Linked DNA regions of Homo sapiens: all the other regions are linked to region 4. Evidence: chromatin loops called from intact Hi-C (ENCODE). Cell type or tissue: GM12878. All regions are shown on one strand.

Region 1 (8,000 bases), 680 kb before region 4:
GTAGCTCAGCGGTGGCTCACACCTGTAATCCCAGCACTTTGGGAGGCCGAGGTGGGTGGATCACTTGTAGAGGCCTTGTAGAGGCCAGGAGTTCAAGACCAGCCTGGGCAACATGGTGAAACCCCGTCTCTACTAAAAATGCAAAAAATAGCTGGGCATGGTAGTGCTGGGCATGATGTGATAACAGCACTGTCCTCGGCTACGGGAGCTCCGTGACCCCGGGCCCCGGCACCTCAGGGCTGTCGTTAAGCTCCTCGCAGAGTAAGTCGAGGGGGCACGGTTGTCCCACCTACAGAGGGCACTTTGCTGGCACTAATCTCAGTGTGGCTGTGAGTCCAGGCAGGCTTGTGGCTGTTTTCAGCCCATGCTGGGGGTTGTGGCCCACGACAGTGCTGTTATCACCTCAAAGGCTGTGACAGTGGCTGCCAAACACCCATCGCTCTTGCCCCATGGAGAAAATATCAGGGATCCAAAGTTGCAGCTGACCCAGCCACAAAGCCACTGGGCCATGAGGCCACTGAGCACTTTTGTGGGTACAGGACGGACACGGTCTCCAAATGGAGGGAGACAAAGAGCCTGGAGCCACTTGGAATCCTGGGGATCCTTGGTGACCCATCACCTCAGCTTGCCCAGGACCGTCCCAATGTTAGTACTGAAAGTCCTGCATCCTGGGGGACCCCTCAGTCCCAGGCAAACTGGATGAGGGTCACCCTGATTCCTCACAAGCCCATGACCCCTGAAGGCAAATGGCCGGGCAGCTCTGAGCACTGGCTCTCACCCTTCTCTGCTCCAGTGTCTGCAGAGACAGGAACATCTGGAGGAACGGGGAGGATGGTCTTGCTGTGAGCCTCGGAATAGAAATCACAAGAAGCCAGATGGCAGAGCTTTGGGCCTGGGATGGGGCAGCTGGCTGCACCAAGGTCCTGGGAAGAGTCCACAGCACAGGCCAGCCCCGGGCCCAGCCGCCACCGGCCTCCCCCAGCCCCTACTGTCACCCTCTGGAGGGTTGACTGTCACTGCTGCATCTATGGTCTCCCTGCTCTGGTCACGTCACGACCTTCAGAATCAGGTAAGTTGTCAAGGGCTAAGTCACCACCAGCCCAGGGTAAGAGACTGATGTGGGACAATCACTTAGGGCCCTTGGTTGACCCCATTCTCTCTCCACCGTCCTCCTTCACGTCCTCGTCAAAGCCTACTCTCCACAAAGACAGCATAGGAGGCATGATCTGGGGGAAGAAGACCTTTCCTGGGCCCACGCCCAGGAGTGAGGAGGCAGCTCTGTCTTCTCTGTCTCCATTTCCTGGGGCTAAAGTCAGAGTGCCTTGTGGCTTTCCCACCCTGCAGCACGGGACCTTCTCCCACGTCCAGAGAACCCTCAGCAGCCCCAGTCATAATGACAACAAGAGGCTGGGCGCGATGGCTCACGCTTGTAATCCCTGCACTTTGGGAGGCCGAGGCGGGTGGATCACCTGAGGTCAGGAGTTCGAGACCAGCCTGGCCAACATAGTGAAACCCCGTCTCTACCAAAAATACAACAACAACAACAAAAAATTAGCCAGGCATGGTGGCAGCTGTAGTCTCAGCTACTCAGGAGGCTGAGGCAGGAGAATCACTTGAACCTGGGAGGTGGAGGTTGCAGTGAGCCGAGATTGCACCACTGCCCTCCAGCCTTGGCAACAGAGTGAGACTCCATCTCAAAACAAACAAAAAACAAAAAAACAAAAATCACACAAGAATACATGTCTTGCTTTTATTTTACACTATATCAGTTACAAAAATTATATCTATTATTTCATCTGCCAGATATTTCATCTGTCAGTTTCATCACACCTCACTTTCCACACTCACATCCTCTTAGTGGACCAATATCATCATTTTATTCATTAATGGATCTACTTAATTATTTTTTCTTAGAAGTTTACCAAAAAAGACTATTGAATGTTAATGGGAAAAATATGAAATAAACACCCAAATCTTTTCCATTAATTCCCCCATCTTAATCTAGCTCCACATCATGGCACCCATTCAAAATGGCTCATAAAATTGAGAGTCAGTACACATCTTTTTCTTTTTTTAACATTATATTTGGTAAAAATGAGTTAAGAATGACATTTTTTTTTTTGAGAGAGAGTTTCACTCTTGTTGCCCAGGCTGGAGTGCAATGGTGCAATCTTGGCTCGCTACAACCTCTGCCTCCCGGATTCAAGTGATTCTCCTGCCTCAGCCTCCCAAGTAGCTGGGATTACAGGCATGTGCCACCACGCCCGGCTAATTTTGTATTTTTAGTAGAGGTGGGGTTTCTCCATGTTGGTCAGGCTGGTCTCGAACTCCTGACCTCAGGCGATCCGCCCGCCTCAGCCTCCCAAAGTGCTAGGATTACAGGCATGAGCTGCATTTTTTATTTTTATTTTTTGTAGGAACAGGGTTTCACTATGTTGCCCAGGCTGGTCTCAAACTCCTGGCCTGAAGCCATCCTCCTACCTCGGCTTCCCAAAGTGCTGGGATTACAGGCCTGAGCTACCGCGCCCGGTCTGTTGTTTACATCTTTACGTCTATGTATACCTATGGTTTCACTCCCACTTGTAAGTGGTTTTCTGTTTCTGTGATAATTAACTTAGGATAATGGTCTGCAGCTGCATCCATGTTGCTGCAAAGGGAAGCCCCATTTTCTTTATCCAGTCCTCCACTGATGGGCACCTAGGTGGAGTCCATGGCTTTGCTGTTGTGGACAGTGCTGCAATAAACATGCGAGTGCAGGTGTCTTTTTGGTAGAACAATGTATTTTCCTTTGGGTACATACCCAGGAATGGGATTGCTGGGGTGAATGGTAGTTGTATTTTTAGTTCTTTGAGAAATCTCCAAACTGCTTTCCACAGGGGCTGAATAATTTACATTCCCACCAACATTGTTATGAGTGTTCTCTTTTCTCTGCAACATTGCCAGCATCTTTTATTTTTTGACTTTTAAATAGTAGCCAAGAATGACTGACTTGCTAGATGATCACACAGTGTGCACACAAACATTTCATAAGATCGTAAATAAGGAACATTTCAGAAGCTTTGCTGAGTAAGGATAGTCATTGCAAAAAACAAGCTTCCAAAAATGGTTAACTAAAACTAGGAGGGAAATATATTGTAATACAGACAACTTACATTTGTGTGGCATGTTGGCATTCATCAAGCAAATTTCCATGTACTGTATTATGTACTTTTCATATTAATTCATGGTGCTGTGAGGTAGATTATAAGTCCTATTTTATGGATAAACTGAGGCTCACAGGGTGACTTGTCTGAGATCCTTCAGCTGATAAGTATTGGGTTCCAACTATGAAGGACAGGGACCAATCCAGGGATCTCTCCATTACACCTGTGAGCAGTGATGGGACAGAGCTTCTTTGCTACCTGCTGCTTTGTGGCTAAGCCCGCCTTGGCCTCAGGCAGCCTAGCTGCTGATCTCAGCTCTACCTCCTACCACCTGCTGTGTGTCCTTAGGAAAGCATCTTAGCTTCTCTGAACCTCAATTTTTTCATCAGTAAAAAGGGTGCAAAGAATATCTGGCATATTGGATCATCAAGAAGACTAAACGAGCTACTGTAAATACAGCCCCAAGTGCAGTGCTTGACAGAATTACTGCACAAAATGCTGGCAATTATCATGACATTGTTATCCAAGTACATCATAAAACTAATTGAAGGAAGTGACTAGGGGATGCTCTGCAGCCTCTGCGACACAACTGTTGCTCCATGAAGATACAGATTTTCAGTAATTTATTCTAATGTTTATTATTTTATTATTTATCTTGTTTTATTTTATTTTGAGACAGAGTCTCACTCTGTCGCCCAGGCTGGAGTGCAGTGGCGTCATCTTGGCTCACTGCAACCTCTGTCTTCCAGGTTCAAGTGATTCTCCTGCCTCAGCCTCCCGAGTATCTGGGATTACAAGCATGTGCCACCACGCCTGGCTAATCTTTGTATTTTTAGTAGAGAAGAGGTTTCGCCATGTTGCCCAGGCTGGTCTCGAACTCCTGACCTCAGGTGATCCTCCCACCTCGGCCTCCCAAAGTGCTGGGATAACAGGTTGGAGCCACTGTGCCTGGCCTGCTTTTCAGTAATTTTGAAGCACAAAGTACTCAGGCTGTTGATGATTTCCCTGTCAATACAAGTAAGCAGTCAGCTTCGTTAGTGGTCTGTTGTTGTGCAGATGTGGAGAACTGATAAGCGACGTGGAAGGAGAAAGGTACGCCTCATCGCATGGTGTGGGAACACGTGTGTGTAATGCTAGAAATACTAGTATTTAGTATTTTAGTATATTTAGTAAAATTTAGTAATTTTAGTATATAGTATTATTGGGTCAATTTTGTTCTTAGTTTCACACGTACATTCTTGGACATTTCGACATTCAAATGCCTTGTGGGGAATTAGTAACATATCTCTAAGGTCTTGTCCAGCCCTAACATTCCGTGATTTCTAAAAACCACCCCAACACATTTATATAGCATCACTGACCAACTCGCTTTGAAATGGATAAAGTATGTTCCCATTCCATGCGGTTTTTTCCTATCCGACTACAGAAATAGTTCTCCCCCTCAAATCTCACTTCAAATGTGGGTTTGAGGCATGATTTTTAAAGAGCTTCCAACATTGCGATAGTGTTGGCAAGGATGCCAGGAGGGAGCCCTCCAGAACATAGGACTCCACTCCCTTAACTTCTGGAAGGCAGAGGGGAAAAGCACAGTCGAAATTCTCTGGAGGGGAAGGCGCTGGTCTGCTTCAGCTGAGAAAGGAGCTGATCAACGGTAATCCGCACCAGTCCTGAATCCTTTATTCTCTTTACACAGAGTGGCTAGAAACAGGCTGCCCAACACAGCTGCTGGTGTCCCTTCAGACCCAGGGACGCATGTCAGAACCAGCACCAACCATTAGGTGGCGCCGTTGTAGCACAACAAGCATTGACCTGGGTTGGCGACAAATCTGACCCCGCTCCCGGTGGAACTGCCACTGGCTCTCTCCCCTGTCATGGGGTTCCCACAAGCCTAGCAGCTCGGAGCCCCAGGCCAGTAACCAGTGAACAGCTGAGGATGAGGATGATAAAACACAGGAAAAAACACGTGCACTTGCACCCTGGCAGTTACAGCTCTTTGTGATGGAAGATGTAACAGCTAAGGCAAATTAAATATGTTTTCATTTAAAATTCATAATAAACTATTTTGAACATACATAAAATTATGTGTATATATGACTATTGTAACAAATGCCTGATTTTTTTTTTTTTTGTTTTTGAGATGGAGTCTTACTTTGTTGCCCAGGCTGGAGTGCTGTGGCATGATCTTGGCTCACTGCAGCCTCTGTTTTCCAGGTTCAAGTGATTCTCCTGCTCAGCCTTCTGAGTAGCTGGGACCACAGGTGCGCACCGCCACACCTGGCTAATTTTTTTGTATTTTTGGCCATGTTGCCCAGGCCTGTCTCAAACTCCTGAGCTCAAGTGATCCTCCTGCCTTCGCCTCCCAAGGTGGCTGCCTGACTTGAATTTTAACACCCTGCCATGTTTGCATTAATGTTTTATTTCTTTTAATAATGATTTGTAATTTTCTTTACAAATGTATGGGTGCATATTTTATTAAAATTATTTCTGAGTACCATGTAGATTTCTACCACTATTGTTATTATGAATGGGTTCTTTTTTCTTCACAGTCTGTTATTGTTGTATTTTTTTGTGTGTGAATAATCTTTGAATTCCCTGAATGCTTTATCTACATCTATTGAGATCATTACATTTTTCTCTTTCATCTTTGCATATGGGATAAACCAGTTAATTTTCTCCTTTAGCACTGACCAAAAAAATTCTGTTTTTAAAAATAATATTATGGCCGGGCGTGGTGGCTCACCCCTGTAATCCAGCACTTTGGGAGGCCGAGGCGGGTGGATCACTTGAGGTCAGGAGTTCGAGACCAGCCTGGGCAACATGGCAAAACCCCTCTCTACTAAAAATACAAAAATTAGACAGGCATGGTGGTGGGGGCCTATAATCCCAGGTACTTGGGAGGCTGAGGCAGGAGAATCACTTGAACCTGGTGGGGGGCGGAGGTTGCAGTGAGCCTAGATCGTGCCACTTCACTCCAGCCTGGGCAAAAGAGTGAAACTCTGTCTCTTTATAATAACATGAGCATTTCCTCGTCTTATTATAAACTCTGTAAGGATGATCTGTGGGAACTACATTTTCCCCAGTGGAGAGACTAAACTTATTGCACATTATGTCTCTTTTTTTTTGCTATTATAAATAAAAATACCTTTGGCATAAATTGACCCAGTTAGATGCAAGCAAATTATGTGATATTTTAAGGCCTCTGATGCCTGTTCCCAAGCTGCTTTCTTGAAAGCCGTGCAATTGTATACCATCACCATCACCAGCAATGCAAGTCATCACTTCTTCACCAGCAAGACCATTAAAACAATCCCCCAAACCACTGTCATCAGCACCACACCAGCAACATGACAGGTGAAAAGCTTCAAGTCCATTTGTTTAACTTTTTTTCCCCGTAGGATTGTTAACACGTTTAATTCCTCTTTGGTGAATCATCTATTCAAGTATTTTACCTACTTGGTGATCAGAATCTTGGTGTTTTTAATTTATTCACGGTAAGAACACTATACCTATTCAGAACAGCAGTCTTTTGTCTGTTTTATCTGTTGTGAACGTTTTCCTCTGTTTGCTTTTTCAAAATTCGGCTGTTTTGATGTAGCGATGCTTCCAATTCTCCCTTTTCCAGCGCTTTCTCCAGCTCTGCCTGGCTGTGAGTGCCGGCGCGGCTCTTCTTGTCTCGCCCTCTCCCATTGGCCATTTTACTCTGTGCTTGAACCATCATTGACAGGTGGCTGCCTCTCCCTGGGAACACACCTCAGGGGCCCGCTGCCCCCAACGGCTCTACTGGATGTCCCCCTGGCATCGCGCTGCTCCCATGTACCCACTGCTCTCTGTGTTCTCTAAATCCACGAATGCCACAGCCATCCACGTGGCCACCCTCACCAGTCGCGGGCAACACCCCCGATGCCCCCCCGTCCACTTTCTCACCAAACCTCCTGGTCGTTCTGCTCTCACCTGCCCGTGGCTTTGTCCCCACCGTGAGTTCTCCTGTGAAATTCCCTCTGGATTATGTAAATTCTTTTTGCCCCCCAAACTTTCTTTAAAAAAGTTTTTAAACATATAAAAGTGCAGAAAATGTCATAACATATACCTATGCGTCTACTACTCAGATTTTATAAATGCTACCATTAGCCATTACATGCTTTGAATTTTTAAAAGAATGAGACTCCTATAGATGTCACTGAAGCCCTATTTACAGCTTTCTGGATCCTGACAAGAAGAGTGAGGATGATGGAAAATCCGGAAGAGGGTTTCTTAGCAAACGTGTGATAATGGTAATGAGCAGTGAGGCCGAGGCTTGTTTGCATTAGGGAGGATGGGGAGGGAGGACCCCAGAGCCAACTCCCTCCCTGCTGCTGTTTGAGTGCTCCCCCATCACAGTCACTGTGCTGGTGACTTCCATATATTACCATTTCATCCTTGCAGCCAATCAGAAAGTGGGGTTTAAGATGAGAACACGAAGGCGGGCAGGGGTAAATGGCTTGCCCAAAACTCTCTTCTTCTCAGACATCACGGCTGCTCTTACAGCTTGCTCTGGATCCAGAACACTCCTAGGAATAGCCATCCAGCCAATGCTATCCTGTGCCCTTATGAAGCCCTTTCTTCCTACTGCCAGGCAGAATACAGTTTAGGCCATGATCAGGCTATGGAGATATCTGAAAGACGTGGGGGGCTCAGCGGCTGCAGGGAGAGTGGAGTTGCTGTGACTGCTGAGCTGTATTGAGCCCCTGGGAGGGATAATAGAGCAACTGAGCAGTTTGGAGGCTGGGTGTGAGAGCCATGGGGCCTCTCTGTAGCTTCCGAGGAGGCTTTTGTCTCCTGTAGTGGAAGAGCTGACATAGCTGACCAGTGGGTTGAGGA
Region 2 (8,000 bases), 80 kb after region 4:
TGTCTTATATGGTGATGGCAAGGTAAAGGAGAGAAGATAGAAGAATACAGATGAAGGACAGATCAGGCAAAGCAGATTCTCTTCAAGTAGAAGCTGCTGATAACTTTTCTGCCCTTAATTTAATAATATATTCATGACAAAGAGATAATTGTCTTGGTTGATTTTACTATAGTTGTCCTATGCACAGACACATCATGTAGGGGGAAGACAGTGAGCTTGAGCTTGCTAGAACTTCAGTTCCAGACCTACCACTCACGATTCTGCGTCCTTGGGAAAGACTTAGATTGTTACTTAAACAATCTGAGTCTTGTTTTCTCGTCTGTAAAATGGAATTACCAATGCCTATTTCAAATGGCAGTTGAGAGAATGAAATATTGGATACATAGTACTTCCACATACTTTTTTTTTTTTTTTTTGAGAGAGGGTCGTGTTCTGTTGTTCAGGCTGGAGTGTAATGGTGCAATCACAGCTTACTGAAGCCTTGGACTCCTGGGCCAAAGTGATCCTCCAGCTTTAGACTTCTGACTACAGATAATGTGCCACGCTTGACTAATTTTTTATTTATTTATTTTTTTTTTTGGTAACAATGGGGTCTATGTTGCTCAGTCTGGTCTCAAACTCTGGGCCTCAAGTGATCCTACCGCCTTAGTCTTCCAAAGTGCTGGGATTACAGGCATGAGCTACCACACTCAGCCCCTTTTTAAAAGATTCTTTTAAAAATGTAGTTTGACTGGTAAAGTTTTACCCATTCGTCTTTCCACTTTAACTGCTTATGCTTTGTTATGGCATTGCTAAACAGGGTGCTTGTGTTTGATACCTAAAGAAACAACTGCTGCCCTTAACGTGGCTCTGAACCTTCCACTAAATTACATATTTTTGATCATGGAGAATTCCTTTCTAAATTTTTGGTCTATGCAACTGTAACCTCAAACATGTGAATTAGTAACTATAGGGGCCAGAAAATAGGGACCATTAAGCCAAATTTGAGCTGCTCCTTCATTTCAAGAAAGGGAGGAGTATTACTAAATTGCAATTTGAGGGATGACTTCTTTCCTAGATGTCAACAAAATGAAATTCCACTTAGTAATTGCTGAAAGAAAAGATTACTATCCATGCTGTAATTTATATTTATCTTTCCTTTTAAATAGATCTTCTAAATTGAGAGATGAATGAAGGGTATCAATAAACCATTTAGAAGTCAAAGTTGGTAAATGAAATTTTATTTTCATCTGGGAGAGTTTACCTTATAAATTTGTTCCAGGGGAAAAGCTCAAATATGATGGAATCAAATGTAAATTATAAAATCAATTATTTAGGTGAGGTGGGGCAATCAATAAAATAACTGGGCTTCAGGACGCTTTGGTAGCTAGGCTGTCTTCAGAATATCCAGAACAATTAAGAAGACTCACTAACTGTCATTTTCTTTATTCCTTAACTTTTTTTTTTTTTTTTTTGAGACTGGGTCTCGCTCTGTCACCCAGGCAGTCGTGCTATGTTGGCTCACTGTAACCTCTGCCTCCCGAGTTCAAGCGATTCTCCTGCCTCAGCCTCCTGAGTAGCTAGGACTACAGGCGTGCACCACTATGCCCCGCTATTTTTTTGTCTTTTTAGTACAGATGGGGTTTCACCATGTTAGCCAAGCTGGTCTCCAACTCCTGACCTCAAGCAATCTGCTGCCTCAGCCTCCCAAAGTGGTGGGATTACAGGCATGAGCCACCATGCCCATCCCCTTAACCTTTAAAATTACTGAATTGCCTGTCACCAAGTAAAGTCCTAAGGATCCTCAAAAACTTGAACTCATACAGAATGCTTTGTTTAAGACCTGGGGGTGAGCAGCTGTTAGTAAACACAAATGCTTAGATGCTACGGCTACACTAAAATTGTGGTGAAAATTTAGAATAGTAAAGCATTATGCCCTATAAGCCTTGGCTTAGAATGGAATCTTTCAAAAACCCCAGTGGTCACATTACTGTTACTTATCCTAAAGAGATATTGTTTAAAAGTTCTCCTCTGCAGTAAGCATCACAAGCCCCTGTATGAGTTGATGGGAAAGGCAGGACCTTGTAAGGCTGAGTGTATTAGTCCATTATCATGCTGCTAATAAAGGCATACCTGACATTGGGTAATTTATAAAGGAGAGAGGTTTAATGGACTCACAGTTCCACATGGCTGGGGAGGCCTCACAATCATGGCAGAAGGCAAAGTAGAAACAAAGGCATGTCTTACATGGTGGCAGGCAAGAGAACATGTGCAAAGGAACTCCCCTTTATAACACCATCAGATCTCATGAGACTTATGCACTATCATGAGAACAGCACTGGAAAGACCTGCCCCCATGATTCAATTACATCCCACCACGTCTCTCCCACGACATGTGGGAATTATGGGAGCTACAATTCAAGATGAGATTTGGGTGGGGACACAGCCAAACCATATCACCGAGTAAGACCATGATGAGGAGTCATAGCCACTTTAGATGCTGTCACTTGGTGAGCAAGTCAATGTCTCTAGACCCAGTCATTGGCCATTGCGTGTCCACATGGATGTTCACTATCAGTGAGGAAAGGGTTTCACGGTACCCACAGCTTGCTTCTAATTCTGAGGACTTCCTCTTTTGTAGCCCCCTCTCCTGTCTAGGCCCCTGATGGTGTTTGGGCCCCTGAGGGAAGAGGAAAGACTAATACTGTCCTCTCCTATGGCCCTTGGAAAGCTGAGGCAGTGGAATCTACTAAAGAGGTTCATCGTCCCAGCAAATTTTATCTTCACAGTTCAGAATGCTAGTGCTGTCTCTCCAGCACCAGCCCCATGTCCAGATGGCATGGGCAAATGCTTGAGAGCCCTGCCAGGGCCACAGTATTACTGAGATTCCCAATTGCTGATGACCCTTGAGGTTTTTCTCCAGAGAGCCTCATCTAAAACATCTTTGTGTAGGACCAGTTCACGACATACTGATGTAGTGACCCGAATTAATTAATCCACTTACCTACGACGAATAGTGCCCTAAGGAATGCGATATAGACCAAAGAGGGCAAGGCTGGAAAGCTCTAGAACACAGCCCATAATGTAACCATAGAACTAGGAAGAAAGCTGTGAAAGAAAAGGTGATCTCCCCAATTCAGAATTTGTCATGTCTCAGAACTTCCTCTTTCTATGCTATTATGGGTCTTGCTCTCAAGATAATTCACTCAGCACAGGCTTTCAGAATTTCTGCTTTTCAACAAATGAACCAAATTCCTTTAAGCTAGCACCAGCCTCATGGTTGGCTGCCCCTTTTCTCACCTAATGTAATTATTTCCTGTGAAGATGGATTGGAGTTGAGATTTCATAATGCTGCCGTAACATTTCTCTCTCACTCTCCTGCATCACACTCACAGTGACATTTGGGCCATTTTTTGCCTCTGCATAAATGCACAATCTTGCCATCCATCATGCCAAGGGCAACTATGAATGAAATGAGCATTAAGCATATTAGTTTTCAATGCTATTAAAGCCATTAAACATATTAGCAGGCCCATTACTTTATTTTCCTACGGATTTTTTAGTATTGTGACCTCCAGTCATGAAGAAAATGCAAAGCCTTCCCAAGCAAAAGCTGCTATGAATGTGGGTAGGAGGTGAAGTTCACATGGGCCAAATCAGATCATTAATGGAAAATTATGCTGCCGCATGACATGGGCAAGTGTGAGATATCACACAACCAAGGAAGACACTGGCCTGTGCATGCTTTCCCACGCACCCAGTCGTACACAACTCATTAATTTGAAAACCAAAAAGAGGAAGTGAAATTAGGAATTTCAGTCTCCGTCTACCTCTCTTCTGATCTACCTTTAAATGGCAGCTACAGAAACAGAATAGTCTGAAACGCCAGAAAAATGTAAAAGTTCTTCATTTAAGTTTAGAAAAAGGAAGCTAAAAATAACCTCTAATTGAAGGAGTTATTTCAGAACCAGACTTGAAAACATTTAGCATAGTCTTTTAATTAATTTATTCTGAGGATAGTGCTGAAAATATATCTATCTACCTAATAGCAGAGAGAAAAATCTCCAACTTTGCCTTCTGGCTAGATTCGTTTTACCCTTACTGATATTTCCTCCCCTTATTTGTAGTTTTTGTTTCAATTATCCATGGTCACCTGTGGTCTGGAGATTGATGATTACAGTGCAGTAAGATATTTTGAGAGAGAAAGAGAGACCATAGTCACATAACTTTATTTTATTTTATTTTGTTTTATTTTATTTTATTTATTTGAGATGGAGTCTCTCTTTGTCACCCAGGCTGGAGTGCAGTGGCACCATCTCAGGTCACTGCAACCTCTGCCTCTTGGGTTCAAGAGATTCTCCTGCCTCAGCTTCCCGAGTGACTGGGATTACAGGTGCCCACCACCATGCCCGGCTAATTTTTTTTATTTTTAGTAGAGGCAGGATTTCACCATGTTGGCCAGGCTGGTCTCAAACTCCTGACCTCAGGTGATCCACCTGCCTCAGCCTCCCAAAGTGCTGGGATTACAGGCATGAGCCACCATGCCCGGCCCACATTCACATAACTTTTATTATGGTATATTGTTCTATTTTATTATTAGTTATTATTGTTAATATTTTGCTTGCTTAATTTATTAATTAAACTTTACATTAGGTATGTATAGGAAAAAACGGTGTAAACAGGATTTCGTACTGTGATGGTTAATATTGAGTGTCAACTTGATTGGATTGAAAGATGCAAAGTATTATTCCTGGGTGTGTCTGTGAGGGTGTTGCCAAAGGAGATTACTATTTGAGTCAGTGGACTGAGAAAGGCAGACCCACCCCCAACCTGGGTGGGCACCATCTCATCAGCTGCCAGTGCAGCCAGAATAAAAGCAGGCAGAAGAACGTGGAGAGACTAGACTGGTTTAGTCATCTGGCCTACATCTTTCTCCTATGCTGGATACTTCCTGCCCTCGAACATCAGACTCCAAGTTCTTCAGCTTTGGGACTTGGACTGGCTTCCTTGCTCCTCAGCTTGCAGACGGCCTATTGTGGGACCTCACCTTGTGATGGTGTGACTCAATACTCCTTAATAAACTTCCCTTTATATATATACACATCGATCCTATTAGTTCTATCCCTTTAGACAGCCCTAACTAATACAGGTACTATCGTTTGTTTCAAGCATCCGCTTGGATGTATCCCTGCAGATCAGTGGGAATACTGAACTTATCATAGGAAAAGCACCACCCTCAGTATCTTTTCGGATATAATGTACCCACGTGAGAAAAAGGCTTTCTGCAACAAAAATGGTGTCACGGGAGTTGAAGGAAATGATTTAAAACGTTTGCAAGTTACTATTGGGAAAAGTTAAACCTAATGTAAAATTTTAAACTAGATCCTCAGATTTAAAAATTTCTAGCCTTCCAGTATTTCATGTGTAACCTTGAGGAACACTTTGAGCTGTAAGAAAATGAAGACCTATTCTTAATCATAATGACATTTGTTGTTTTCATAAAGGGTCAGTGGCCTCAGTGTTGATGCAAGCAGCTGAATAATGTCATCAGGGAGCCAGACTCTTTCTATATTTCTGCTTATTCATTCTTACAGGACTTTTTGTTCTCATAACTGCAGCCTCACTATCACAACATGGCTGCTGAAGTTCTAGACATCACGTGCATAGGCAAAGCCAAAGGAAAGAGGAGCCCAACAGCTGAGGTCCTCTGAAAAAGAACAGGTTCTTTCCACTAAATTATGAAATCATTAGACTAGAAACTGTATCTATTTTGTCTTTGTGTCTTCCACCTTCCCTGGACCAGCTCCAGTAAGGACACATAGCAGATGCTGAAATGGTAGAATTAACAGGAAACCATGTCGTATATTCTAATCATGTTTGTCACCAACTATTAGTCAGTGGATTTTTTTTTTCTGGTATACTCTGCTCAGTGTATCCACATTCTCATCATCCTCACCATTTGCCATTTATAAGGTGGATAAAATGGTAAGGTATAGATCACACAGTGTGATCTCGATGAACAGACCTGCTAAAAGGAAAGTACCTCCTAAAGCAAATTCTGCCTTGTTTAAAAATAAAAATGAATTAACACAAAGCATAGTTGGCCTATTACCACAGCTCAGTGCTAAAGGTGATTTTCTTACTGTGGGGCATAACAAAAATATCTTCATTTGTGACTTTTCTTTAATCCCTGAAGACTTAAACATAAATATGACCACCCCTAAACCAAATTGAAAGAACATAAAAACACTTTGCTCCTTTTCTCCATTTTTAGACAGCTAGGTCAAATGGTATGTACTTTTAAATGGCTTTTGACATATATTGTTGGATTCCTCCATAAAGCTCTCTGTAAGCACTTATGAAAATGTCCCTAAACAGAAAAATTGTGTTATTGATCATTTGTTCCTGTGTTTGGTGTCCTTGCTTTTCTTCTTTGACTTGCTAAGTTAGGGAAAGTGAGCTATGGATATGCCTGACTATAGACGATAGACTGCTGGGAGCTTGTTGTGGGGAATTGCTAGGATTTGCTTTCTGTATCCCTAGTCCCCACATCTGTCACCAACCAGCAGCACTAAAATTTTGCCTTTAAGAGAATCTCCCATTGTGCCTTGCTCAGAAAGATGAACTGCTTTCTTGCCAGAGCCTTTCTTTTCCCTCCCATAAGGGCCATGCTCTGCCAAGCAGATACTCTCTCCTGAAGTCTTAATGTTTTGTGACTCTAGCAAGGCCAGTGAGTACTCTTGGCATTCATTTGTTATGTGAAAGTAGTGGTGTCTGGACCAACCTCTTTTTACTATCTAATCCTTCCACTAAATTCCATTTTGTTCTTAAGATAGCTAAAATGGGTTTCTGCTGTTTGCACATGTGGATTACTTGGTTTCCTTTTTTAAATTAATGACCACAAATCCCAAAATGTCTGTCAATGATGCCCAGCAGTCATCTGTGGTTCTCCAGGAAGCCGCCCCTCCACTCTCTGAGATGAGCATTTCATAACATCTCTCTCCTCAGGTTTCCTTCCTCAAATCTCAGCCAACTACCTTGACTCATACTCTTCCAAAAAGAAAGACATCAGACTTGAACTTCCTCATATTCCCATCACCAAATTACAACCTCACCTGCATCCATATTAGCTTCTCTATTTTTCCTGCATGAGAATTGAGTAATCATCTCCACTCCTCTCAGAGACCACCTTGGATCATGAAGTAGAAGCTTTATGTTGAGGAAAGCAGGGAAATAAAATAGAAGGAGTGTGGATTCTGGCAAGATGGATGTGATGGATGCCACAGTATGCTGCACAAATATGTGCCTCCAGGACTGAAGCTCTCATTCTCCCAGCTTCCAGGAGTGTTGGCATCAGACTGTTGCCAGCTGGTCCCTTCTCTGGCATGTTCCCTCAGCTGAAGTGAGCACCATTGTTTAAGGCCAAGCCCCCTTCCTTTTAACAGCCCTCCTCCAATGACAGGTCAATGTAAAGGTGTAAAGGCCCATCTCCCTTGCCCCAATTCTGGACAGCTTTGCAGAACTATCATAGCTCCAGAATGGATCATAGGATAGGCTGAGATCTTTATTGATTGCATCACAGCTTGAATTTTCTTTTTCTGAAAATCCTATTTCCTTCACTCCTGTGAGCATGCCCTAATGCACCTATCAACAAATCTTTTATCAGAGTCTGCTGCTTGGGAAACCTGCCTAGTAACAGCTAGTGCCAGAAGCAGTCTGAGAGAGCAGACTCTAAAATGAGATTTTGGAGCTAGATCACTTGCAGGCAGCTGGCAATGATGATCCCATCACAGCTGGTAGTTACTGGTAGACCCTGACATGTAGTAGCATGCAATTGTTAAAAATGTTACCATGATGAACTGAGATATTATACTGATGTAAGGTAATTTACTGACAGGTACAATGTGTGAGGCATTTTAGAGATAGAGAAAAAAAGGATAAGAAATATAGAACATAAAGGCCATTGCTAGGGTCAATCAGTGCTTTGGAGAAAAACAATGAAAGACTGAGAGTAAATTAAT
Region 3 (8,000 bases), 73 kb before region 4:
TTGTATACTTTGGGCACTCCATATTAATAGGTCATGCTAAATGGCTGTTTTCTATTAGCAAACTGTGGAAGAAATTTATCTTTAAAAGTGTGGATGCCATGATAGCAGGGTCTGTATTTTTCAAATTTAAAAATCCCCCCACATAGCATAGTGCCTAGCTCATTGTATGCCCTCAGTAACTGTTTTTTGTTTGTTTGCTTTCTTGTTTTTTGAAACAGGATCTCTCTCTATTGCCCAGGCTGGAGTGCAGTGGCGCAATCTCGGTTCACCTCTTTCTCACAGGCTCAAGCAATCCTCCCACCTCGGCCTCCTGAGTAGCTGGGACTACAGGCGTGCACCACCATGCCTGGCTACTTTTTCTATTTTTTGTATGGACAGGGTTTCGTCATATTGCTCAGGCTGGTCTTGAACTCCCGAGCTCAGGCAATCTGCCCACCTTGGCCTCCCAAAGTGCTGGGATTACAAGCATGAGCAACTGTGCCCAGCCTCAGTAACTGTTTAATAAACCAAGGACTAAATGAATGAGTGGCTTCCTTATTGGAAATAATGCTGCTTTGGTAAAGAGAATGCTTCCTCAGAAATGATTTACTTTCACCTAGAAAAATCTAATGGTTACCTACTGGTATCTAAGGGTTTTCCTGTAAGATGTAACTAAATGGTAATAAATTGTTTTATTTTTAAAATGTGGTCAAGGAATTAAGATTATTTTGACATTGGATGTTATTTATCTTTGTTTAAATGTATTCACGGTTAAAATGGAATGAACCTTATAACTTTATGTGACTTTTTCTCCTGGGTATATTAGTGCTATTCTTTTGAAGTCTTTAAAATCTGTTAAACAAAGTAAAACCATGGAGACAATAAATGGAAAAAATTACATATCTAAGACAGACTCTTACCCATATTGTTTCAATAACAGCATCAATTTATGAACAAAAAACAAGACGGTGAAAAGGTCAACACAGCAACTACCTCTGTCAAAATCAACCATTTCACAGAATGCTCATATTGATAAGAAAAACACTTCATTCTTAAACTGTCACGGTTTACGCCAGCCCTTAAGACTGTGCTTAGATCTTGAGAAATGTTTTTCCCTTTAACCTTTTTGATGAAATGGGTGGTTTTAAAGGCATGTTTTTCAAAAATAATATTGAGATTCATGCATGTTGAATTTTAATCACTCTGCTTCTCTGAGCTGGAGATCTAGACAGTGAACAACTCTGTGAAGTTTATAGGTGGGCAGTTGGAAAGGTGACACTATTTCCAGCAAAACTAGAACATCTATAACCTGCTTGTCCTCCACCTAAATTTCCCTGACCACAAGGTATCCTTTTCATCTTGAACATATACTTTTTCTCCCTGGAACTTTCTGGTTCTCCTCATTTAAAGCCAAGGCTAAGTTTTCTTTCTATAGGTTCCACAGTTGGGGTTCGTTTTTTGGTTTTTGTTTTTTCAGATAGGGTCTCTCTCTTTCACCCAGGCTGGAGTGCAGTCGCACGATCTCAGGTCACTGCAAGCTCTGCCTCCGGGGCTCAAGCGATCCTCCCAACTCATTCTCCCAAGTAGCTGGGATCACAGGTACATGCCACCATGCCTGGCTAATTTTTGTATATTTTGGAGAGACAGATTTCGCCGTGTTGCCCAGGCTGGTCTCCAACTCCCGAACTCGAGCAATCCGTCCGCCCTGGCCTCACAAAGTGCTGAGATTACAGGCATGAGCCACTGCGCCTGGTCAGGTTCCACAATTTTAAAAAACATGCTTATACTATTTTTCTATCATTGCAGATAACTGTTTCATTATACCCTATGATACTGTCTTCATAGTCCTAAATGAAGCAGTGGTGAGAAGGTCATGAATGATCTGGTGCTTTTTCTCAGGAGGACAGGGGGTCAAGAATGATTCCATCAAATGGTGTTGGATAAGGGAGCTCCTATACTTTCTTTTCTTGTTATTAACGATTTGAGATGAAGGCTTTTTCTCATGCTTTTCTATGGGCTATTTGTTCTGACAGTTATGACAAAGAAAAGATAGAAATACAATACTGTCTTGGCATTGCTTGTTAATTTTAAGAAGCAAGTTGAAAAACAAATCAAAGAATATAATACTTCAGGAGTTTTGAGTCCTTACCTAAATATCAACTAAAACTCATCTGACCGAGCTCCAAATAGAAACTGACTACACTGCACCACTGGGTATCCCAACTCTAATAAGGTATTGTATCCTAAGGCTCATGCCACTGGATTTGCATTTTCTAATTCACTTTCCAATGCAAGATTACTTGGACTTCTGATGAAAATGCTCCTCCAAACAACTAAATCACCATCAGGTTTATAACCAACTCAATGTGTGATAGTCCTGACACCATCACCCCAACCTAACGCGGCACATGGTTATTTCACTCTATGGGATGCTGATCAGTTTTTGGTCTGTCTCAGCTACATCTTTAAATTACACTTGTGCTGTACTCAGATCCTAAGGGCTTCATACTAAGACATGTAAATTATATCCATAAGCAAGATGTTCAGTTGATAGTTTTTTCAAGGATTAAAAAAAATTAATATGCACACCAAAACTTGGCATCCCATTTTGGATGATTTCAATAAAGATCTCACAATATCCTCAGATACATCTCAGAGTCAGGAAGAACACATTTACGGTGTTTGGTTTAAAGTCAATTAATATTCTTTTGGGAGGCCGAGGCAGGTGGATCACCTGAGGTCAGGAATTCAAGACCAGCCTGGCCAACATGGCGAAACCCTGTCTCTACTAAAAATACAAAAATTAACTGGGCGTGGTGGTGCATGCGTGCAATCCCAGCTACTTAGGAGGTTGAGGCAGAATCGCTTGAATCCAGGCGGTGGAGGCTGCAATGAACTGAGACTGCGCCACTGCACTCCAGCCTGGGCAATAGAGAGAGATTGTCTCAAATAAATAAATAAGTAAAGTCAATTAATATTCTACCAAATGTATTTACAAGTATTAGACCCATTGTTTATCATCAGGTTGGGTAATTGAGTTTAACTGCAGTGAGTCAAAACTGAATTGGAATCCACCACTTACTAGCCCTATATATGACTTCGGGAAAGTATTTAAGCAATCTGGGTCTCAGTTCCACCCCACCTACTTTCTTTTTTTTATTTTTTTTAAGAGATAGGGCTGTACTCTGTGCAGGCTGGAATGCAGTGGCACAATCATAGCTCTCTGCAGCCTTAAACTCCTTGGCTCAAACAATCTTCTTGCCTCAGCCTGCCGAGTAGCTGGGACCACATGCATGAGCCACCGCACTCAGCTAGTTTTCCTTATTTTTAAAATAGGGGATAACAATTGTTCTCATCTCTGAGGGTTACTGTTAGGATTATATGACTTCTTATTTGTCGGGCACTTAGCACAGTGTCTTGCTTCCGATAAGCACTATATAAATGTCTGCTAAGTGAAAATAGAAAATACAATGCCTGGCACTCAGAAGGGATTCTATAAGTGATAACTAAATCTGAAGCCAATAGCAATAAAGACTTAATAAAACAAAACTAAACTATAAGGCGAATTTCCTATAATAATAAAGTAAAAAGAATACTTGTCTGTGAGTCATGAAATGACTGTCCCAGTCACAAATACACCCTGTGGCTGTGGAAAAGACACTTCCTCTCTCTGCACCTGAATTTTTTCATCTGCAAAATGAGAGAATTGTACCGCAGAAGTTACAGTAGCTTCCAGATGCTGGTATGTGGCTGCGAAACAGTCGGCGCTGGTCTAGTCTGTGAGAAAGACGAAAGCAAAGGGCACAAAGGGCAATGTGTTGATCTGCTTCCTAAAGTTATATTTAATCATTTTAAAGGAATTTCCTTCAAGATTGATTCTTCCCACCCCCCCCTTTTCTTTCTTTTTCTTTCATCTTTCTTTTAATTTTCCTTTCTTTTCAATGTAAAAATTTCTTTTCTTTCAAGCAACGGTGATGAAAGCAGAATTTTACTGTGGCAAAATACATATATAATTTACCATTTTTAAGTGGACAGTTCAGTGGCATTAAATACATTCACAATGTTGTGCAGTCATCACCACTATCCCTCTCCATAACTTTCTCATTAGCCCAAACTGAAACTCTACACATTACACAATAGCTCCCCATTTCCTCCTCCCCCCTGTCTCTGGCAACCACCATTTTATTTTCGTTTCTATGAATTTGACTACTCTAGGTACTTCAAATGAGTGGAATCATAAAACAGTGTCTTTTTGCATCTTGCTCCTTTCACTTAGCGTAATTTCTTGATGGTAGAATTTTTAAAAATGTTTTTACTTGACAGTCCCCAAGTAATGCTCTTCCTAGTTTCTAATCCAAAAAACCACTGGACTAGAAAACCTCTAAGGTCTCATCTAGCACTAAGGTTCCATAGTTCTATGATCAAGGGCAGTGGTCACATTTTCAGTGCATTGTGGCACCCAACACATTGTGGGTGAGTGCTCCCGAAAGGAAACGATGCGGCAAGACCCTGGGGCTGCTGCTTAGTCCGGTCGTCTTTGTGGGGATAGAATTGGATAGAATATGTGTTGGGTCTATCACTTCCCATATTAATTGCCATATCTCTTTTGTGCTCTAAACTAGTTATACTATAAATGTAGAAATGAAAGGATAATAGAAAATACAGTTTTTGAATGCATGCATCATGTTGCCAGACAAAACCTGGCCCACTTGCCACAAACTGGCAAGAAATTGGTGGGTGTGGTCCAGTTTCCAGCAAATTCTACAAAGCACCTCCTCATGTCTGAACTTTGAGCAATTCAGTAAGTCACTCTATTAAGGGAACTATTTTAGGGAGGTATTGGTTTCTCCAATTACCTTAAAAATCACAGATCTCAGGTTTTGCTGTTTTTCACTCACCCAGCCTCATGGACAAGAGGCTTCAGGAGTTGTAGGCTTTATGTGGCATTCATCATCCATCTTTTAAGTGTAGTGCCTGGTGGTTTTTAAATGTTAACAAAGTGATATGCAAGTCTTTTCCTGTGCTACTAACCCCAGGATGTTCTTGCACTTTAAGTCACAAACTATGAAATTACTTTTTAAAACACCTTCCAAAATAATAGTCCCTAGGTCAGACCAAAGCAAGTAGAGAAATACATAATGATGGGTTGGTAAAATTGTTTTGTGTTTTGAGAATTGAAGCTATGAGTAACTATTAGAAAGAAGAGGACTACAAAGAACAAAGTATTAAAACAAGTGTTTCTGAATATATAAAAGTGAACCCCCAACCATTCCAAACAAACCGAGGGTAAAAATAAGGAGAACACTCGTCTGTGAGTCATGAAACCAGGAGAACACAGTGATCACAGGGAGAGGCTGGTGCAGAGTCCAGCAGAGAAATGATGGCCTCAAAAGGGCAAGTAGAGATGGTGAGAGTGGGGTGGATTTGAGCCGGATTTTGGAAGTAGACTGAACAGCACAGAGAACACTTAATTCTTGTGTCTGGAATCTCATACAATATATAATTAGCCCATGTGCTCTGCCCGCTTCACAATGATGCTCACACATGGCTGAAGATTTCTGCATTTTCCAGATAGGGAAGTTGGGCCTAGAGAGGGTCATTAGTGCAGAGGGTGCCTGCTCACATGGCTGTGTGGGATGAGCAAGGCCAAAGCCATATGCATGGTTACAGCGGACCCAGGTGCAGAGGTGCACGCCCATATAAAGACGTACATTAAGACCTCTTTCCTCTAGCAATGTGAAACATGGTTAATCTTAAACGTCACTAAAATCCATCCATCCATCCATCCATCCATCCATCCATCCATCCATCCATCCATCCCAGGGCTTAACTTGAAATGTCCACTTTGTCCCTGGGTACCCTCAGCTAGATCTGGAGCACATCTCTTCTTAAATGAATTTTCCACTTCTTACTCCAAGGAATTGGTGCCATTGTGTTTCTGGTAGGTTATGTATATTTTGAGCAATTCCTGCTTGTTCCCTCCCAAATAAATAGCATGTGCTTTCTAATTTTTAAGGAAGAGGCAAATCTGTTTTCAGCTGACTTATTCAAATGGAACACTAATGAAAAGTTAACCGCAATGTACTATTGGTTATAAAATGTTACTGTAACATTAAATTGTTTCTGATGTTGATCTGATTAATTTAATGATTCATTAAGACTTGAAAAGTGTCTGATACTTAGTAGGTGGTCAGTAATGATTACTTAATGAATACTTTTGCTCCAAAGCTTAATAATAATAATAAACAATCATCATCATCATTGCAAATACTTTTATTTGCTCCAAGTGTTTTATGTGCATAAATTCATTTAGTCCTCTCTCCATTTTACAGGTGAGAAAAGTGAAACCAAGTGGTGCCAAGTAACCTGCCAAGGACATAAATCTAGAAAGTGAGAGCCAAGAATTTTAACCCAGGCAATCTGGTTCCAGAGTCTGTGCTCTTAATAGCACATTATCTGCTTGTCTTAAGTGAATGAAACATAGGTTTTTAAAACCTAAGGAGCATACGATAATTTAAATATTTTCCCAAAATATTATACTGCTATAACTAGCTCTGCATGCTTAATTTTTCCAGTAATATAACGGCATTATTAACTTATGATTTTGTTCTGTCTGTGCTCTTTCTACACATAATTCTTGACCTCAAGTCAGGCATTAAAATAAAAACCAGTGAAAGAGCACAATTATAGTGTTCTTTGTAAATAAATAAATAAATAAATAAATAAATAATATAGACTAACAAAGTACTTAGGAGCATCCACTATCAGACCTAAGTTGAACAAATACGTAATTTGACAGACGTCATATATCCTGACAGATATATTTGACAAATATATATATTTGACAGAAGTCAACATATTTGACTTCTGTCAAATTACGTATAATTCAGAAGGGATTAAGATTCAGAAAGTGAATGGTTCAAATTCATTCTTAAACATATGGCAACATTTGACAACCTCTATGAAAAAGCTTTTTTTCTCCAAAAAGAACAAATGAAAATAGATTGTTATAGGAAGAATTTCTTACTCTCCTTAATCCAATCACTTCAAAAAGTCATAAAAACAAAAACACACTTTTAAAAATACATGCTTGAGGGTAAAAATTCTCTACCATCTGTTTTAGTAAACCGCATATGTTCATCTAAATATCATGTCAAGTTTTTCTTTTAATGAATACAGAGTACAATCTAATTCACAATTAGTGTTTTTGTTGTTGGTTTTTTTTTTTTTTTTTTACAAACTAGAATAATTTCAAAGTTAAGAAAATGGCAAGCCAGGATCATGACTAATATTCTCACTGAATCCTCTCTTCGGGAGTTTAGACGCTTTTTTTTTTTCCTTTTTTGAGACAGAATCTTGCTCTGTTGTCCGAGCTGGAGTGCAGTGGTGTGATCTCAGCTCATTGCAATCTCCACCTCCTGGATTCAAGCAATTCTCCTGCCTCAGCCTCCTGAGTTGGGATTACAGGCATGCGCCACCATGCCTGGCTAATCTTTGTATTTTTAGTAGAGACAAGGTTTCACTATGATGTCCAGCTAGTCTCAAAGTCCTGACCTCAAGTGAGGCCATCTCTGCCTCCCAAAGTGCTGGGATTACAGGTGTGAACCACCGCGGCCGGCCCCAGACTCTTCTTTTTTCAATGAAAGGCTACAGACTCCTCTGTTAGAAGAACAAATCTCACGTAATTTTAAAACTTCAGAATCTAATTCCACTCTAAAAAGTAGAATTAAATTAGCAAATCTATTCTGATGATAATTGGAACTGTCCAAAAGTCCATTTGCCAGCGTACCCCAAAGTGAGTCATACTTTATGTCATACATAAACCACATGCACTATAGAACAACAAGCATCTTCTGCATTTCAGGCGGTATCAACAATGCCCTTATTTATTGGTAGGTAGAATAATGGCCCTCAATGATGTTTATGGCCTAACTCCCAGAACCTGTGAATGTATTACCTTGCATGGCAAAAGAGACTTCAGGAGATTATCCTGGATTATCTAGGTGGGCCCGATGTAATCA
Region 4 (8,000 bases):
TGCTGAAGTTGGCTCCACACTCGGGGGTTATATCAACATTTCCTCCTTCAAGCAGATCTTCCACACAGGAACTCCTCCCTCCACCTGCTAAGAGGTGACCACACCACAATCCCCGGGCCAGGCTGGCAAGGCTGCAGGGGTGAGTGTGGCCAGGCCCAGGTTGCTCAGGTGCCCACCCTCCTTCCTCAGCCCTGCCGGGCATTCTCCACCAATCGGCACTTTCTGGTTTCTTCCCCACTGTGGTAAAAATAACTTCCTCTTGAAGTATCTAAATCTGTATGTGATTTTACACACTTTTTTTTTTTTTGGCACGTTGTCGGATGAATTCTGACACTAAAGCAGAATGAAATTGCAAGAGATCTGCAATCACATTTCTGTAAAGCTCTGACCAGATGAGTCAGTTCCACTGTTTTCTCAAAGACTGAGAAAATACTTTCAGGCAAGACACTGCATTCTAAGCACCACAGCAGTTCCTTCTCCCCTAAGCTTCTTAGGAACTTGGCAGTGTGGTAGATGGAGGGAGGCGGAGCAGAAGGCAGGGTGCTGTTTGTTGTGATCTGCCCATGGCTTACTGGCTGTGTTCTGAGCAGAGAGGGCGTCTCAGGGGACCCATCAACCCACATCGACGTGGCTCCCAGAACTTGGCCGCACGTGCTTGGAGGAGCTGAAGCAGGGTTCCAGCCAGCCCGCTGGGGGCCTTGAAGTAAGGCTCTGTTGCACTCCTGCTAACACCCTCAGAAAAGCGGTGGGAGGAGCAGTCATTCTCAAATACCACAGCTTCGAAGAGGATCCCTTCTGACAGTAACATACCACTGCACAAAGCAGGCTCACTGAGGGAACTGGAAAACTGTTCAGTTCTGTGGCTTTTACGGGCCATGTAGACAGAGGAAGGGGGCTAAGATGTGTAAGGGAATCAAAACCATTTCATTTCTCTTTGTGCTTACTGGCCAGCCGTGTCTCCTCTTCTGTGACTGCTCCTGTACTCTGCCCATTTATCTCGTGAGTTGGTTTATCTTTTTCTCATTGATAAACTGAACTTTTAAAGACCTGCATATTAGTTCTATTTCCTGGGGAGATGTTTGTGGTTTTTTTTTGTTTTGTTTTGTTTTGTTTTGTTTTGTTTTGCTATGGTTATGGGGTGTTACTGTTGAGCTTTCACTTTAATATAGTTTTTTTTTTCTTTGTGGTTTTTACTTTCTGTGTCTTCAAATGACTTCTGATGAGAAAGTACTGGTAAACAGACCTATTTGTCTGGACAAGATTTATGTGTGTAGCAGAGCAGGGTAGACATAATAGTCATTTTAGTATCTTCAATTATTTGAAGACTATAAAGTCCAATAGACAAGCCTATATAGCTTCCAGAAGAACAGCAAAAAATGGATGGAGGCTAGAAAGGAGTAGCTCACCACACTGTGAAGAACCCTCTTACCCACTGGAGCTGCCCACAGTGAAATGGGATGGTCAGTAGCAGGCAACCGGGAGGAGGCTGTGCAAATCCTCATCAACAACACAGCTTTCACCTATCACATAGTGAGACTCTAAACTCTGGAAACCCATGTCTTACTCTGCTTCTTCTCTCTTAGGACTTCCTGGGGACATTCTGCTTCCCCTAATTTCTAGAGCAAGTTCTGGCGGAGGTGGAGGAAACGCACTGCTGATTTTAATTTTAGAAAAAATTTAACTATGATTAAGACTCAGAAAATGACAACGATGGCCTAAAATGTTTTTGTGTATTCTACTTGCCTTGGTCACTTGACTTCTGCAATTTTTAAAATAAGTGTTTGGGTCCAAAGAAAATAGCCTTATATTTGTTTCAGTTGCTACAATTATATGACCTCTTGTCTCTTTCAGCACATGATTTGAAGAACAGCAGAGATCTTAGAACGATCTACTTCAGTGATTCTCAAGAGAAAAGAAACACTCTCCCCTGGGAGTGCACAGAAAAATTACCTCAGGGACTTTTTTTTTTTTTTTTTTTTTTTTGAGACAGAGTCTCGCTCTGTCGCCCAGGCTGGAGTACAGTGGTGCGATCTTGTCTCACTGCAAGCTCCACCTCCCGGGTTCACACCATTCTCCTGCCTCAGCCTCCCGAGTAGCTGGGGCTACAAGCGCCCACCACCATGCCCGGCTAATTTTTTGTATTTTTAGTACAGACGGGGTTTCACCGTGTTAGCCAGGACGGTCTCGATCTCCTCACCTTGTGATCCGTCCGCCTCGGCCTCCCAGGGAGCTGGGATTACAGGCGTGAACCACCGCGTACGCCGCATTCTTTTATTTTTTTATTTTTATTTATTTATTTATTTTGGGATGGAGTCTCGCTCTGTCGCCCGGGCTGGAGTGCAGTGGTGCGATCTCGGCTCACTGCAAGCTCCGCCTCCTGGGTTCATGACATTCTCCTGCCTCAGCCTCCCTAGTAGCTGGGACTACAGGCGCCCGCGACCACGCCCGGCTAATTTTTTTGTATTTTTTAGTAGAGACGGGGTTTCACCATGTTAGCCAGGATGGTCTCGATCTCCTGACCTCGTGATCCACCCACCTCGGCCTCCCAAAGTGCTGGGATTACAGGCGTGAGCTCAGGGACTTTTTTAAAAGGACTTCCAATGCCATGCCCTTTCTCCCTCTCCTGGCCACTGAGATGTATTCCCATAGGGACAGTCAAGACCCTATGGAAACACTGCTATGGATGAGGGTCCTAAGGAACGGAAACAGCTGAGAATCATGGATCTAATGAAACTCCTTCATTGTAGAGATGAAGACACTGAAGCCTTGGAGGCTCACATGACTTAACACCGACAACTGACTTATTGTCGGGTCACCCTGCACACCCAGGCCTAGTGCCCCCTCCATCCAGCCGCATGGCTCTGCCTGACGGTTCTGTTTATCCAATGGGAAGGCATTCATGTCAAACAGCCTTTGTGTTAAAGCAGGAAGCTCTGTGCTGGATGACAAGGTCAGGGTTTTTAAGGTCCCCAAACAAAATACAACTTTCTACGAAATAATGTAAAATCAGCATTTGCCTTCAACTGCTCAAGGAACTGGGTGATTGGCCATGCCAGATGGTATGGCTCTCACTTGCCGCAACACCTACTGGAGGCTAACAGAGCAAGGCAACACAGAGAGGCTGAGCTTGGGAAACAAGCAAGTGAAGACACAAGATCTGCTTCTGCGGTTCACTGCTCTTGCTCTGACTGTCAATGAGAGGGAAGTGGGAACTGAGAAAAGAAAGTGGGCGTACTACTGGACGTGGTAGTTTCGTCATGAATGGGGGAAGTTCTGGGAGCAGGCACAGTGTATGCCTGGCATTGTGATTATTTCTGAAAGGATGTATCTTATGGATCACTAGTGCAATCCTAGAACAGCTGGCTATCCCAGAGAGTAAGCGCCAGCATACTCCCTCCACACAGCTATTTTTATTTTGTGAATGCAGGAACAAAAAAAGTAGTGTGGATAAATTCAAAACAGAGGAAATCAGGCTGTGCAAAAAATGTGTCATTTAAAGACTATCTCCAGGAAGCAGAAGAGAAGAAGCAGGAAGGGGTACATATATGTAATTAGTGGGATGGATGAATTACCGGAACTTGTCAGGTGTTGAAGAGCCCTTGCCAAATACTAGTGAAGTAATTGTGTATTTCTAGGTTTGATTGCTTCTTTCAATTGGAAGTCAGGTTATCAGTGAATCTGTATACTCCCCCAGCTGTGTTCTGATATGAGTGTGTGTGTACACTCATATGTGTATGTGTGCTAAATGAAGAGGGAGTTAAAGGGAAGCAAAGAACAAGCTGAGAAAATTGGCAATTGTTGAACTTAAATGTCAGGCCTTGGGTTAGAGAAGTATCCTGTAAAACAGCAATTATTAATCCTATTGTATACATCAAAACATCAGAGGTTCAGAGAAGTTAATAAAATTATTCAAGCTGTCCCAGCTAATAAATGGTAACACAGTGCTTCACACCCGGAGCTCTGCTCCAAAACCTATATCCTTCCTACTGCCTGATGCTTCTGCCCCAAAGAAGGCCTTCCATGAATATTTGTTGAATGACTGAACAAAGGAATTCATATGTCTCAGAATATTCTCATTTTTCTTTCATCAAGATTATGAAAATTGTACTCCTTGAACTAAAAAACAGCAATGGTGTTTCCAGAAATGCAGTACAGTTAAAGGTAATAGGTTATTTAAATCATCTATTAATGAATTAACTAAGAATTGCCTAATCAAAGCCATGACTTAAGGTTATTATAGTATCTTTCACCAAACAAGTGTAAATGGGTTGGTGGATTGAGACCTAATTTTACAGTATGGTCGTGTTGCAGTTCTAGGTTAAACTCTGTTCAGTCCCTATTTCAAAAATCACATCATTCCACGGTCTCATCTCCTTCATGACTTAAAGTCATGCTTGAAACATACTGGCTAATTTAACACAAATTGCTACCTAAAGAAGACACTAACCTACAGAAATAACAGCTATTCTGCAAACTTCCAAAACAACTGGTCTAGGATTTCAGAAAATGACAAGTAACAAGAAGTTTGCATTCTAACTGTATGCACACAAATCTCTAAACTGATCTCAGCTATTCTTAATTACAGAGAGAGCTCTAAAAGTGTAATTCCAAATGCCCAAAGGTAAGAAGTGGACAGTTATCTCTGTGCACAGAAGGAAATGTTTGTGTTACCAGGTATGATGGCTTGTGCCTGTAGTCCCAGCTTCTCAAGAAGCTGAGGTGGGAGGATGGCTTGAGCCCAGGAGGTTGAGGCTGCAGTGAGCTCTGATGGCACCACTACACTCTAGAATGGGCAACCACCTCTAAACAAAACTATATGTACTCATATGTCATAAGTGGTTGTAATGTATTTGCTTGGAGCATCAGCTTCAAAGAGCAAGAAAGAAATAGGCTAAAGGCATCAACTGAGCTAGAGTCCTTCTTGGCATCCCTCCCCATATTCTCTAAATAGAGACCAAACAAAGCAGGATTTGGAATCCTAGTGAAGAACAGTTGCTCAGCAAATATACTGAATCAACAGCCACTTCCTGAGGGCCTGTGTGGAGCACCCAGAAGAGATGTCAGAGCAGGGATGCGAAGCACTGAATAAGCTTCCTCCCTTCAAGGTGCTTGCTCACAGATGATCACAATACAAGGTAGAATGTCAAAACTTCATAAGAGATCATGAAATAAACAAATACTTACAGGAGTTTAGAGATCCTAATTGGAATTGTACCTTCCTAAACAATCAGTACAAAGACATTAGCAGAAGTCTAAGCAGGCAGCGAGACAACAAAAATGAATCAGTGGCAGTTTTGGGGAAATTATAGACAATCAATATAAACCCTGAGACAGACCAAGAGGTATGGCGTAGCTTCAAGACTAAGCAGCTATATCTGGTTCCCTGGTAATTTTGAATGACAGTGTATTAGTCCGTTCTCATGCTGCTATAAGGACATACCTGAGAGTGGGTGATTTTTAAAGGAAAGAGGTTTAATTGACTCACAGTTCCACATGGCTGGGTATGCCTCAAGAAACTTACAATGATGGCAGAAGGGGATGCAAACACATCCTTCTTCTCATGGTGGCAGGAGAGAGAAGTGCTGAGCAAAGGGGAAAAGCCCCTTATGAAACCATCAGATCTTTGCAGCCATAAAAAAGGATGAGCTCATGTCCTTTGTAGGGACATGGATGAAGCTGGAAACCATTATTCTCAGCAAACTATCACAAGGACAAAAAACCAAACACCGCATGTTCTCACTCATAGGTGGGAATTGAACAATGAGAACACTTGGACACAGGAAGGGGAACATCACACACCGGGGCCTGTCGTGGGGTGGGGGGAGGGGGGAGGGATAGCATTAGGAGATATACCTAATGTAAATGACGAGTTAATGGGTGCAGCACACCAAGATGGCACATGTATACGTATGTAACAAACCTGCACGTTGTGCACATGTACCCTAGAACTTAAAGTATAATTAAAAAATATTACCATTTTTCACCTGGATGATTACCAGAACTATAGAGATGACATCTAGCTCTGTGGAGGTGGCAGGAAATGTGAATTATGTGTAAATTACTTCAACATTTTGATCTAAAATATTTAACAAAATTTAATAAATTAAAAATGCTCATAATTGGAATACTGGACCCCAGTAATCCAGTTTTGGGGAATGTGTATTAAAAAAAAAAAGAAAAAAAAAAGAAACCATCAGATCTCATGAGAACTCACTATCACAAGAACAGCATGGGGGTTAACCGCCCCCATGATTCAATTACCTCCCACAGGGTTCCTCCCACAACATGTGGGGATTATGGGAACTACAATTCAAGATGAGATTTGGGTAGAGACATAGAGGCAGACCATTTCAGAGAGTGTTGCCAATTATTCAAACTGAGGCCAAGCAGCATCTAATTGACTGCAGTTATTTTAGAGCTTCTTATTTTGATTATATATATTTTTGAAACCTACTAAAATTTTCTGTCATTTTTGTAAAAACAATATTTCTTCTTAAAACTCATAAGTTATTTTACTCAAGAGAAACATACGTAGCAAATACTGTTCCTATATATTTGTCCTTCATATTATACCACAACATGAATACAAAATAAATTGCATATGAATTCCAATTTCATGAGAATGCTTAAGATTTCCTTGGTTGCTTCATATATTGTATAAGGAACATAATAAACCCAAATGTTTTCTCCTGCTGAGCTCATCGGCTCCATTCTAGTGAGCAAATATAAAGACAAAATATAACCATTGTACTATAATCTGCTGTTCAAAAATTAGCTAAATTCATATTCCACATACAAGTCACAGCAATCTTTGTGACATCTCTAAAATAGGTTAAGTGTTAACTATCCATGAATTATCATACCTTAGAGATAAATGTAAAGTGTTTAATATTCAAAGTAATCCATAACTGTAAAACAAGACCCCCAGGATTCTTTAGAACAGATCCTTGTTTTCAATCCATCTTTAGAGTTTATTTAGGTTTTACTATATACCCAGGTACCGTACTTAACACTTTAAAACTCATTTACATATAAAACTAATTTCTTGCTCCTTGATAAGGTGAACACCTATAATATAGTGAACAATACATAACAGTATTGTATTTAAGTCAGTATCATATTTCCCAACCCCCAAATTAATAGCAAGATCATATATCTGAAAAGGGTCTACTGTTAAGAATATATAAATAATGTTTACAACTCAACAACACAAATACAAACAACCCAATTCAAAAATAGGCAACTGAGGTAACTCAGGAATGGAAAACTCAACATCATATGTTCTCACTCATAAGTGGGAGCTAAGCTATGAGGATGTAAAGGCATAAGAATGACACAATGGACTTTGGGGACTCAGGGAGAAAGGGTGGGAAGGGGGTGAGGGACAAAAGACCAGAAATTGAGTTCTGTGTATACTCCTTGGGTGACGAGTGCACAAAAATCTCACAAATCACCACTAAAGAACTTACTCACGTAACCAAATACCACCTGTTCCCCTAAAACCTATGGAAATAAATTTTTTAAAGAAAATCAGTGGCCGGGCGCGGTGGCTCATGCCTGTAATCCCAGCACTTTGGGAGGCCGAGGCGGGCGAATCACGAGGTCAGGAGATCGAGACCATCCTGGCTAACACAGTGAAACCCCATCTCTACTAAAAAATACAAAAAAATTAGCCAGGCATGGTGGCGGCCGCCTGTAGTCCCAGCTACTTGGGAGGCTGAGGCAGGAGAATGGCGTGTACCTGGGAGGCAGAGCTTGCAGTGAGCTGAGATCGCGCCACTGCACTCCAGCCTGGGCAACAGAGCGAGCCTCCAATCTCAAAAAAAAAAAAAAAATCAGCAAAATGTGAATAGACATTTTTCCAAAGAAGATATACAAACAGTCAACAAGCACATGAAAAGATACTCGACATCATTAATGCAAAACACAACGCCAATGAATATACCACTTCATACCCATTAAGATGGCTATAATAAAAAAATGGAAAATAAGAAATGGCA

Evidence for each region. Peaks named below come from ENCODE experiments on the same cell type or tissue, not always from the same donor. Only the 100,000 strongest peaks of a DNase experiment are listed, where the experiment ranks them.
Region 1: it touches region 4 in a loop (4-fold over the local background); 8 of 110 quality-filtered maps call a loop at or near these places.
Region 2: a loop joins it to region 4, with 10 times the contacts of the local background. A loop is called at or near these places in 2 of 110 quality-filtered maps.
Region 3: a loop joins it to region 4, with 4 times the contacts of the local background. A loop is called at or near these places in 10 of 110 quality-filtered maps.

The regions. Positions count from the first base shown.
Region 1 is chr6:149,429,098-149,437,097 of GRCh38, reverse strand. No RefSeq gene overlaps it. Among named protein-coding and RNA genes, the nearest start is that of SUMO4, 33 kb to the right of the region's middle. RefSeq lists a silencer at 4,837-5,123. In GM12878, CTCF peaks have their summits at 4,921 (motif pointing right) and 7,319; a DNase peak (open chromatin) is centred at 4,957.
Region 2 is chr6:148,673,470-148,681,469 of GRCh38, reverse strand. No RefSeq gene overlaps it. Among named protein-coding and RNA genes, the nearest start is that of UST, 70 kb to the left of the region's middle. In GM12878, no CTCF peak of the experiment used is centred here; DNase peaks (open chromatin) are centred at 3,239 and 3,799; H3K27ac peaks cover 2,053 bases.
Region 3 is chr6:148,826,940-148,834,939 of GRCh38, reverse strand. All of the region lies in intron 1 of UST (uronyl 2-sulfotransferase), which reads right to left. Among named protein-coding and RNA genes, the nearest start is that of UST, 84 kb to the right of the region's middle. In GM12878, no CTCF peak of the experiment used is centred here; no DNase peak of the experiment used is centred here.
Region 4 is chr6:148,753,831-148,761,830 of GRCh38, reverse strand. All of the region lies in intron 1 of UST (uronyl 2-sulfotransferase), which reads right to left. LOC107986659 (a long non-coding RNA gene) reads left to right here. Exons shown (of 2, transcript XR_001744408.2): 1 at 1-999; 2 at 1,852-3,927. Among named protein-coding and RNA genes, the nearest start is that of UST, 11 kb to the right of the region's middle. RefSeq lists enhancers at 1-109, 363-1,113. In GM12878, no CTCF peak of the experiment used is centred here; DNase peaks (open chromatin) are centred at 650, 1,870 and 3,150; H3K4me3 peaks cover 1,823 bases; H3K27ac peaks cover 3,453 bases.